Regions from separate parts of the Homo sapiens genome. Here region 2 is linked to region 1. A link is a loop called in an ENCODE intact Hi-C map of the cell type or tissue named here. Cell type or tissue: Caco-2. All regions are shown on one strand. Each heading gives the region's core, and the rest is flanking DNA. Links, peaks and the distances in the headings are about the cores only.

The links. Hi-C counts contacts between places; a loop is a spot of excess contacts. Peaks named below come from ENCODE experiments on the same cell type or tissue, not always from the same donor. Only the 100,000 strongest peaks of a DNase experiment are listed, where the experiment ranks them.
Region 2: it touches region 1 in a loop (2.4-fold over the local background); 5 of 110 quality-filtered maps call a loop at or near these places.

The regions. Positions count from the first base shown.
Region 1 is chr13:98,413,344-98,419,327 of GRCh38, forward strand. The region is part of intron 16 of FARP1 (FERM, ARH/RhoGEF and pleckstrin domain protein 1); the gene reads left to right. Among named protein-coding and RNA genes, the nearest start is that of FARP1-AS1, 20 kb to the right of the region's middle. In Caco-2, for the core only: no CTCF peak of the experiment used is centred there; a DNase peak (open chromatin) is centred at 3,168.
Region 2 is chr13:98,023,716-98,028,715 of GRCh38, forward strand. IPO5 (importin 5) reads left to right here. Exons shown (of 29, transcript NM_002271.6): 29 at 1-581. Among named protein-coding and RNA genes, the nearest start is that of IPO5, 73 kb to the left of the region's middle. In Caco-2, for the core only: no CTCF peak of the experiment used is centred there; a DNase peak (open chromatin) is centred at 2,929.

The sequences.
Region 1 (5,984 bases), core at 370-5,369:
GAGAAATGTCACTTTTCAAAATTAAAAATAAAAATGTGGGCACAGTGGCTCATGCCTGTAAATCCCAGCACTTTGGGAGGCTGAGGCAGGAGGATCACTTGAGGCCAGGAGTTCGAGAGCAGCCTGGGCAACATAGCAAGACCCCATCTCAACAAAAAAACATTTAATTAGCCAGGCATAGTGATGCAAACATGTGGTCCCAGCTACTGGAGAGGCTGAGGCAGGAGAATCACTTCAACCCAGAAGTTCAGGGCTGCAGTGAGCTATGACTGTGCCACTGCACTCCAGCCTGGGTGACAGAACAAGACCCTGTCTCCAAAATTAAAATTAAAATTCTACCAAATGTAACTTTACCTTCCCCAGGTTGACCTAGAACCTTTCACGTGTGTTCTGCCTGTGTCTCATCATTCATACAAAGTTGAATGATGCTCTCATAATGGGGTCAAAGACCTTACAACTCTGGAGAACCCATTTGGCAGTTTGTTCTCTGGCCAGCGAGACATGTGTTAGTACCGTCTTAGGCAAATCTTCCTGGAGGCTCAGGGCATCTTGAGCTGATGTCACTATAGCAGTCTCAGTGCATGTGGCAGTTGATTTAAATAAGGTTGGAGAGGCCACACACAGGAAATGTCATCAGTTTGCAGTACCCTGAAAGCCCTTCATGGTGGCTTTGGCTGGCTCCCCATTGGAGGGCGCCACCAGAGAGAAATGCAGAGAGCTGTCTAATACGACTCATTTTAGGAGTAAATGCCGTACGCGTGGATCTTCCATGGCCATAAATCTTTACCTTATCTGTGAAAGAGTAGTGAGTTGCTTAAAAAGCAGTTGATATAATTTGATTCCCAGAGGGTTTTCAGTAGAGTATCTTTCTAAGATCCATAATGTAACCCATGTTTTACAGAAAGACATCAGAAGCATGTAAAGTTCTCAAAGCTAGAGAGAAAGCAGATAGTCAACAAGCAGCTCCATCAGTGGGACCTGCAGTAGCCTTTCAACAATAGACCTAAACCAAATACACGACACTGGTCAGGGATCATTGGAAGGGGCTGCAGTGAAGTTAAGCTAATCAATTACTCAAGAACATGATGAGGAGGACCTGGTGTGGCAGGAATTCCAAGGGAAAAAGGCTGAGTGTGAATGAGTTTAGTATGAGCCATAGACCAACACAGAGAGAAACCAGTGTCTCTCTAGATCTGCACCTCTCAGCATCGGCTCCTCGTTGAAGTTACCTCAAGCAGCCTGATATAACCCAGCCCTGTTATATCAGAGTCTCTGAGGGGTAGAACCAATGCATTCGTAGGTTCTAAACTTCCCAGGTGATTCCAAAGTGTAGCCAAGGTCAAGAACATTTGCCCTAAAATGCCTCATTAAAAAGAGCCCAGAGCCTAGAAAAGGATGGCTCCTTCAAAATTCAAGGTTCGGCACTCCTGCAGAGCACTACACCACACTCGGCTTTCACGTGTCAAATGGGATGAGAATGCATTCCATTAAAACAAAATGACTGGATGAGAAGAGACTTTCCAAAGCATGATGGCTCCCATCAGGTACCTGCAGTCTGGTCCTGTGGGAAAGGGCATACGCATCTTCTTAGTGGAACCAGAGGACAAAATTGAAACAATGGAGTGAATTTCCAAAGAAGCACAATGTCTGAACACAGAAAAGGATTTCTGAAGCCTAAGTGCAGCGTGGCAGTGAGAGTCTGCCTTGTGAGGTCAGGAGCTCCTTCATCTCAGGGGTGCTCCAGCAGAAACTGACTGTTCATGTCCAGACAGGATTTGTCTGTGGAGCAAAACCCCAAACCTGGCGGTGCCTCAGGGTCACTGGGCTTGGGAACTGGAGGGGGCTTTGAAAAAGGCAGATTGCCAGGCCCTATCCAGTTCTCTTGAATCAGAGCTTTATTAAGAGTGAGACTCAGGAATCTGTGTGTTTTAAGTACTTCTTGGGGTGATCGTGATGAATACCTTTTCTGCAACAACCGACCCTGCAGTGCCTCTGACAGTGCTAACAGTCTATGATTCCTTGGTTTGCATGCCATAGACTGGTTATAACTCTTGTTTCTTTAGTCTACAAGCAATGCATGAAGGAATATATTAATGAATGAATGAGTGAATGAATGAATGAATGAGTAGGTGAGTGTGTGCGTGGCAGGCTTTGCCCATGGGGGACTTGCACTCTCAAAGGAGGAGGCAGGCACATAGGGCACAGAGAGCCGTGTCCTCTCACAGGTGTGGGTGTCACATCCAGGGTGGTCATGGAGCGTTGCTGCCAGTTCTGTCCCTGAGGACACACATGTACCATCATTGCCTATACAGAACAGGCAACCCTTGGGCTAAATCTGTTCAGTGAGAAGAATGGATCACAGGGAAGATTATTAAGAAAGGATTCACCCTGGCTACTGACTGACAGACTGCGCATGTGTGTGTTCAGTGCATGTATGTGTACCCATGCCTTTCCTCACGTTGCCGTGATACGGAAGCGCAGGTTGGCTCCTGTCGATTGGGATGGGTAAGATCCGAATTCGAGGTCACACCCCCGCCATGGGGCTGTCTTCAGCTGTAGGTGTGGGCCTCGTTGAACCGCATTTCCTCCTGGGTGAAATGTGGATGGCATCTCCCATGCAGGGTGTTACGCAAATGGCACAGTGTCTGGAAGGGGCTTAGTATACTGCGCTGCGCAGAGAAAGCGGGGAAGCTGATCATTTTTTAAAAATTAACTTTTTATTTGGAAATAATTCCAGAGAAAAGTTGCCAAGACAATAGTGTTTCTGTATGGTCTGCACCCATCCTCTTCCCGTTAACATCTTATGTCACCATAGGAGAGTCGGCAAAACTAAGAAAACAACGTTGGTATGTTACATTAACTAAAGTCCAGATTTTATTCCATGGTAATATTTTCAATGATTATCATTAATGGAAAGAGATCTAAAGTATAATATGCAGCAAAAGTTCCCCAGAATTTGGTATATAAGTGATCTAGTGAGTGTGACCTTCCCTTCGCAGTCCTGCATGAGACTGCAATATACTTCCATCAACAGTGGGGAAATTACAGGGCAGAGAAAGTCTCAGGAAGTTTTCCGGAATGATTAGGCTGAAGCTCAGTTCAGCAAACACACCTGCCCCTATCCAAATGTCACCTTCTCCTGAGTAAACACACCTGAGAAGGAGATGGACGCCCAAGGCCTGCTTCTTGCTGGCAAAGCCACATTACCTGCTTTCTTCAAAAACAAGGAAACTGGTTTGGTGAGTTCTAATAACTTCAGGAGTTCTTTTCCTTGTGAAAGCAAGAACAGTTTACTCAGCTGTTCAAATGAGTTCAGAGAAAGCCACTTAACAACCTTTGGCGTGCAGTCAGGACTCCCAAATGCCAGCCCTGAGGTGACTGGCAGAGGCTGAGTGCAAGGTGGCCAGCTGGGTTCCCCGAGACAGGTGGAAGGCCTGCTTTGCTACAGAGTGCCTTGGTAGATTCTGCAGGGTACAAAACTCCACTTACGAGCCAGCTGGGAGCTGGGAGACAGCAAGCAGTCAGTCGTACAAAGAGGCCCTCGGAATTGGCTATGGGGTGCACGCAGTTTTCATGGAGGATCAGCTGCATGTTTTAGGAGAAACTTTGGCCAGAGTCACGTGGAAAGCATGCGGGAGACTGGCTGGGAGGACCAGACTGACTGAATGTCGAGATATCACTGAGCAGCCAAGGCTCTGTGAGACAGTGAGGAAGGAGAGGGGAGGCCACCTAGAGTTTTGAACACAGTCAGCTCAGAGGATGGTCATGAAAATGGGAGGGAAGTCAAAGAAGCCAGGAAGAAAGAAGCATACAAGTACGATAAGGGAAGATGAGCTTGCTTTGGGAATGATAATTTTGAGGGCCCTGTGATAAAGTGCTCCAAACAGTTGGAAATGTGGGTCCCAGGCTTTGGAAAGAAATGAGGCAGAAAGGTGTAGGTTTGGAAGTTATCCACAAGAAGAATCAGATCTTCAAGGAAGAGAACATTAAGAGGAAAAGAGAGCTGAGGGCAGAATCTTCTCGACTATACCTTTATGGCAGCTTGCTTTCCATAAACGTAGATCATGGCAGCATAAAAACCAGCAAAGGAAACAGAGGCCACCAGAGGTTTGAAAAAAAAAAAAAAAAAAAAAAAAAAAAAGAACACATGGGGGTGGAGGGTCCAGAAGATAGCCGGTCTTGGAGAATGGCAGCCAGGAGGGCAAGGATGGTTTGAGGAAGGTAGTTCCTGGTGTACAGGAGCAGACTCCGGGCAGGAGGAAGTCCTGCAGGGGTAAGAGATGTGAGAAGGGTGTCCTGAGGGATTGGAGATCCCTCCAGGGCAGAGAGGGGGCTCTTTCAGGGATGGGACACTCTCACAGCTGCTGTCAGGAGTTTCACAGAGGGAGCAGCATTGTGTTGCCGTGATGCTAGGTGGCTGAAATGGAGATGACTAAGGTCAGAAAATTGTTTTGCTGCCCAGAAAAATGGAGCATCTTTATAGAAGCACCAGTGAGCCATCATAGAATAAAAATGAATTAAATACTTTTCTCATCATTCTACTAGCTCTCTGAAGCTTCAAGTGTTTGTGCTAGGTATCATTAAAAGAAAAATCAGTGTTCATAGCAGCTTTATCCACAGTAGCCAAAAGGAAGAGGTAACCCAAATGTCCATTGACATGAGTGGCTAAACAAAATGTGTGATCGAATATCCTTTTATTTATTTATGTTTTTATTAGTTTTTTAGAGACAAAGTCTCGCTCTGTTGCCCAGGCTGGAATGCAGTGGTATGATCATAGATAACTTCAGCCTTGAACTTCTGGCTTCAAGCAATCCTCCCACCTCAGCTTTTCAAGGTGCTAGGATTATGGGCATGAGCCATCACACTTGGCCTTGTTTCCTTTTTAAGCATGAGTAAAATTACATGTTTATTTGTTTGTTTTGTTTTGTTTTGTTTTTTGTTTTTTTTTTGAGATGGAGTTTCCCTCTGTCACCCAGGATAGAATGCAGCAGTGTGATCTTGGCTCACTGCAACCTCCGTCTCCCAGGTTCAAGCAATTCTCCTGCCTCAGCCTCCCCAGTAGCTGGGATTACAGGCGTGCATCACCACACCTGGCTAATTTTTGTATTTTTAGTAGAGAAGGGGTTTCGTCATGTTGGCCAGGCTGGTCTTGAACTCCTGACCTCAAGTGATCCACCCGCCTTGGCCTCCCAGTGTTGGGATTACAGGCGTTGAGCTTCCACGCCTGGCTAGATTCCATGTTCTTGAGCATAGCTTTGAGCTAGTTTTTCTTGGATTTTCTGCCTTAGTCGTGACTATATAGCTCACAGTGCTTTGAGAGCAAGCTGTTTCCCTGAGACGAGTGAAACCGTTTTGCCAATTGCCAGAATTGCAGGTGGGTTTCTACTAGAAGACACTTGAGAGAAAGCCCTCTCCGGGTCACTAGACGAGTCTGACACAGCTCTTCTCTTCTACTGTATTTTAATATGTGCCCTGTTGATAACAGGAATGATACCGGGGCTCACCTGGATGCTATCAAACCTGCCTGTGACCGGGTTGTCACTTTGGATCCTCTTATTCAATTCGACCTGGTGGTAAACCTCAGGAAGGCAAGAAAGAAGCTATAGCTTTGAGCAACCTAAGAGTGTAATTGACAGACTTGAGGGTGGCTGAGAATGGGAGGGCTTCTGTCTTCTGTGTTTCCCGCAGCTGCCAAAGGCGCGGCGTTCCCGGCCCATTGAAGATGCCTCTCGCACAAATGTCATCTTGACAAGTGGGCATGTGAATTAATGCTAAGACCAATGGGACTTTAATGAAAAATCCACATATATCACATGTGGCTGATACATATGTCATACACAATATGTTAGGTCAGGCACAGTGGCTCACGCCTATAATCCCAGCACTTTGGGAGGCCGAGGTGGGTGGATCACCTGAGGTCAGGAGTTCAAGACCAGCCTTGCCAACATGGTGAAACCCCATCTCTACTAAAAATAGAAAAATTA
Region 2 (5,000 bases), core at 1-5,000, 390 kb before region 1:
TGAAAGAAGCGCTCTGTTAGATGCAGACTGGCAGCATCCTCCTTGATAAAAGCAGAAAAGCAAAGAGGTAATTGGAGTTGAATCAAGTTAATAGGGAAGGTTGGTAGTAAATGCTGTTAGTGTGACATGATTCTGAAACCCAGAGCTCAGAACTAACTGTGAGATGTACCATGAACTAACAATTCTTTGAAAGGACCTGCAGAAGCATTTTTAATACCTCATTCTGTCTATGCAAGATGAAAATCCATGGAGTTTTTTCTTGGCTTTTGTACCAAATTTAGGGGTCTTGCATGTCAGCAAGTGATATATATTGTTTATAAATGCAAGCTATTTCTGGAGGGGAAAAATGTGTGTGGCTCTTACGTTTTCTGGGAATTTTGTAACAAGTTACACGCACAAGTGTTAGAAACTTTGGCATAACTCAATTTGGAGTATTTTTTAAATGCTGTATCTTTAAAGAAAAGTAAAATTGTCTTAAATCTAATTGACACTTCTGTAATGAGAGGCAACCTTATAACTCTGGAGTTGTAGTTTGACAGAACCATCAGTAAAGACATAAGCAAATAAATGGTCTTGGTGCACCTGGTCTGATAATAAATAAGGGGGGTGCTTACTTACAGTCTTGCAAGCATTATATTTTTATGATCTAATCTTTTGAGTGAGTGCCTGTTTAAGCAACGTGAAAGGCTAAGGAGCTAGCTAAATGTTTTAATAACTGCTTCATTCTGCCTAGGAGGATTGTTGGGTCAGTTTTCTCTGCTGCACAGAAATCACTTTGCAGGTCGGGCGCGGTGGCTCACGCCTGTAATCCCAGCACTTTGGGAGGCCAAGGCAGGCGGATCACCTGAGGTCAGGAGTTGGAGACCAGCCTGGCCAACATGGTGAAACCACATCTCTACTAAAAATACAAAAAGTAGCCAGGTGTGGTGGCAGGCACCTGTAATCATAGCTACTCCAGAGGCCGAGGCAGGAGAATCACTTGAACCTGGGAGGCAGAGGTTGCAGTGAGCCGAGATTGTGCCATTGCACTCCAGCCTGGGCAACTGGGTGAGACTCCATCTCAAATAAAAATAAAAAAAAAAAAACGAAATCACTTTGCTTCTCTTAACCTTCTTTGCCACAAAAGATTAACAGCCAAAACCTGCCATGTTTGCTATTCCTAAGCAGATTTTCTTTCTCGGCCCTAAAAGTATGAGTACCACTATTAGAAGAAGAAAGTGAATGATCCACAATGTATGCACATCACACTTGGGAGGAAGCATGAATATTTATTTCCAGCACTTGGAACTTCTGAATGGTGGTGCTGAGGAGCAGGGGTTAATTCTAACAACATCCTGCCCTAGACTTAAACCCTTTTTTCCCCACACAGCTGTAACCCTTACAGTGTATGCCAGACAACATTTGGGCTGATTATTTCTATGTATTTATTATATTTGGATGAATACAAACATTTTAAAGATAAATTATAGCTATATTATTCACTTCTCAATGAATCCAAAAGTGGTACAATATAATTTTTTGTAAAACATTACAAAAAATTTTTTCTAAATTCCACTAAGGCAGCAGAGTATAATTATGAAATCTGTTCTTTCATGATTCAGGAGCTTTCATTGTGTATTTCCTTTTGATTGATCTATCATTTCTGTCCTCTTGACTAGCATTCAGATTGTAATGGAAACCAGAATAGTGCCACTTGATATGAATCAGAAATTAGTTCCCCTATTTCCCCTAAAAGTTTTGTAACAGATGGGTAGAAAATGTAAGAGTTTGGATCAGCCCGACAACTTGCTCCTGTGATCCTAAGGTGCACCATAAAAGACCATGGTGCTGTATGGTTAAGACCAGAGGTTGGCAAATGTGTTCTCTAAGTTCGAGATAGTAAATATTTTAGCACTCGTCACCGAACAAGTATGTGTTTGCAAGTTATAGGGTCTCACAAACTGCTTAGCCGTTGCAGTGCGAAAGCAGTCATGGACCATAGTAAACAAACGGGTTTGGCTGTATCCCAGTGAAACTTGACAAAAGAGGCTAGCCATAGCTGCTGACCTCTGAATCAAATCACTGTGTCAGTTAAAAAATCCCAGTCTACCATGTACTCAGCTTACCTAACCTCTGTATGCCTTAGTTTCCTTCTCTGTAAAATGGGAACAATAATAGTACATACCTTATAGAGGGTTCAGATGGATTTAGAAGCCAGGCACATTAAGCATTAGCTATCAGAATTACACCTAAATTCTATTAATACTTACAGATAATTTAAGCAAACTTTTTTTTTTTTTTTTTTTTTGAGATGGAGTCTCCCTCTGTCACCAGGCTGGAGTGCAGTGGCGCGATCTCGGATCACTGCAACCTCTGCCTCCCAGGTTCAAGTGAGATGCCTCCCAGGTTCAAGTGATTCTCGTGCCACAGCTTCCCGAGTAGCTGGGACTACAGGTGTGAGCCACCATGCCCAGCTAATGTTTGTATTTTTAGTAGAGACAGGGTTTCACCATGTTGGTGAGGATGGTCTCTTGACCTCGTGATCTGCCTGCCTCGGCCTCCCAAAGTGATGGGATTACAGGTGTGAGCCACGGTGCCCAGCTGCAAACTTTTTTTTTTTTTCAAGTTCTCTAATCAGCCTTGGCATTAGGAGGAAGCCTAGAAAGTTGTGGAAAATATTGGGAAACTTTGCAAAGTCAGTGAAGTTGTGCCATAAACGTGGTGTATGTGGACTATTTTACTTTCTTGACACTGTGATTCTGGTGTTTGAAGATGCCTGATCTGCATAAGACATGGCCCTAAATGCACCCATTGCCTCATCTGGAGCTCCACCCTAAAAAGCAGCAGTCTGTCCCTGTTTGGAGAAGACATTCAGTTTGCTGCAAGAGCTGGTTTGTTCGGTACACTGAACTGTAGGTCACCAGGGACTTTTGCCCCCATGCTCACATGAATCTGGCATCTATGTAGGATGAGATCACTGTCAAGGCCATTGTACAGGAGTGGACAGCTGGAAAGCTTTGCCCCCTGGGGTCACACTTCCTGCCTGGCTGTGGCCCCTTGCGGGAGCTCCTTAATCTCTTACATAAAGTTAACGGCTACCACACAGGGTTGTTGTAAGGCTTAATATATGTATAAAGCACCTAGAGCAGTGCCTAGCATTGTAGATTTGATATTATGAGTACACATGCTGAAGAGATGGAAGTACATTTGGATAGCATTTCTTTTTGTTAGTGTCAACCTAAAAGAGGATCTCAAAAAGAAAACGTTTATTTGGGAGTAGAGCATTGCAATGGGAATGTACATGCCATCATAGATGATGAGTATATTGAGGGAAAAAAAGGTTTTTGTGGGTTTTTTTGGTTTTGTTTAATTTTGTGATGACAGAGTCTCCCTATGTTACCCAGACTGCTCTTGAACTCCTGGGCTCAAGTAGTCCTGCTTCAGCTTCCCAAAGTGCTGAGATTACAGGCGAAAAGAGAAAGGTTTATAAAGGAAGAAATGAGGATTACATCGTTGTTTTGAGATAATTATCCCTGACTGCACAGGTCAGTAACAAGGGTGATGCCAGTCCAAGGTTGACAAGCAGTTGGATGTGTGCTTGCAGAAGTATTTTTTGTGTGAGGTTGCAAAGGCCTTTGTGCAAAGTTGTGATTTTTGTGGTCTTTGTCATCATGCGTACAAACATGAGAACCCTCTATGACCTTTCTAGCTGTTTGTCCGGGTGTTCTTAACATTAGTGACTCCTTTTTTTTTTGAGACGGAGTCTTGCTCTGTCACCCAGGCTGGAGTGCAGTGGCGCAATCTTGGCTCACGGTAACCCCCACCTCCCGGGTTCAAGTGATTCTCCTGCCCCAGCCTCGTGAGTAGCTGGGATTACAGGCATGTGCCGCCATGCCCGGCTAATTTTTGTATTTTTAGTAGAGACGGGGTTTCACTGTGTTGTCCAGGCTGATCTCGAACTTCCAACATCAGATGATCCAGCTACCTTGACCTCCCAAAGTGCTGGGAGTACAGAGTGAGCCACCGAGTCTGGCCTAGTGACTGACTCCATTTTGATTCTGACAATTTTCAAATTAGTTACCTATGGCATAAAACATGCAAACCATGGAAAACGGAAGTACTTGCTAATCAAGAATTTGATTGACTTTTATTAAGCTATTGACCAAAACTACGTTAGGCTTGCATAATAAAGGGCTGAGTAAAACACATGGTCTCTGCTACAGGGGACACATCATTAAGGAAAAGTAAAGGGTGCACTGGGTGTACCCTTTGATGAAGAAATCAAAGAAGTAAATTCACTTAATATTGCAAATAGGATGTGCATTGAGCTGCCTCAGTTTCAGCATTATAGCAAACTGCACCAAAGATAAAAATACATGTGCTCCTGGTCATTGAGAAATCCCTCCCCAGGTGATGCATTTTCCAGCCTTGCTACTCACAATTGGTTGTTCTTGGGCTGCTGCAGAGGTGACCCAGAGTGGGGCATTTGTGACCAGACAGGTCACCGGATGTGCTCCCTTGGAGGGTGAAGGAGCCAGACAGGCAAGCAGGAAGTTTTGGTCTCCCAAACTGCCTTACACCCAAACCCAGATCCTTCCTAGGGGCAGTATTGCTATGAGATAGTCCCCTTTCAATTAACTGACAATTGGGTTGGCAATGAAGAAAACCTGCCAGATTATTTGTAGCCATTTAGAAAGTTGGCCCCAACCCCCAGAGCAGTTACTGTCTTGTTTCATCCGTTCCTAGAAATCTCCTAATGGGGTATGTGGTCTTGTTTGGTGTGTCTGTTTCTGTCCCGAGTGTGCTGCTGCTGCTTAATCACACTCCTGAATTTTCTCAAATCTTCTATGATTTAGGGATTAACTGGCATGTTTTATCTAGTTTTAAGAATTTAGCCAGCCGGCCCAGTGGCTAATGCCTGTCATCCCAGCACTTTGGGAGACCAAGGTGGGTGGATCACAAGGTCAAGAGTTCGAGGCCACCCTGGCCAATATGGTGAAACCCCCGTCTCTACTAAAAAT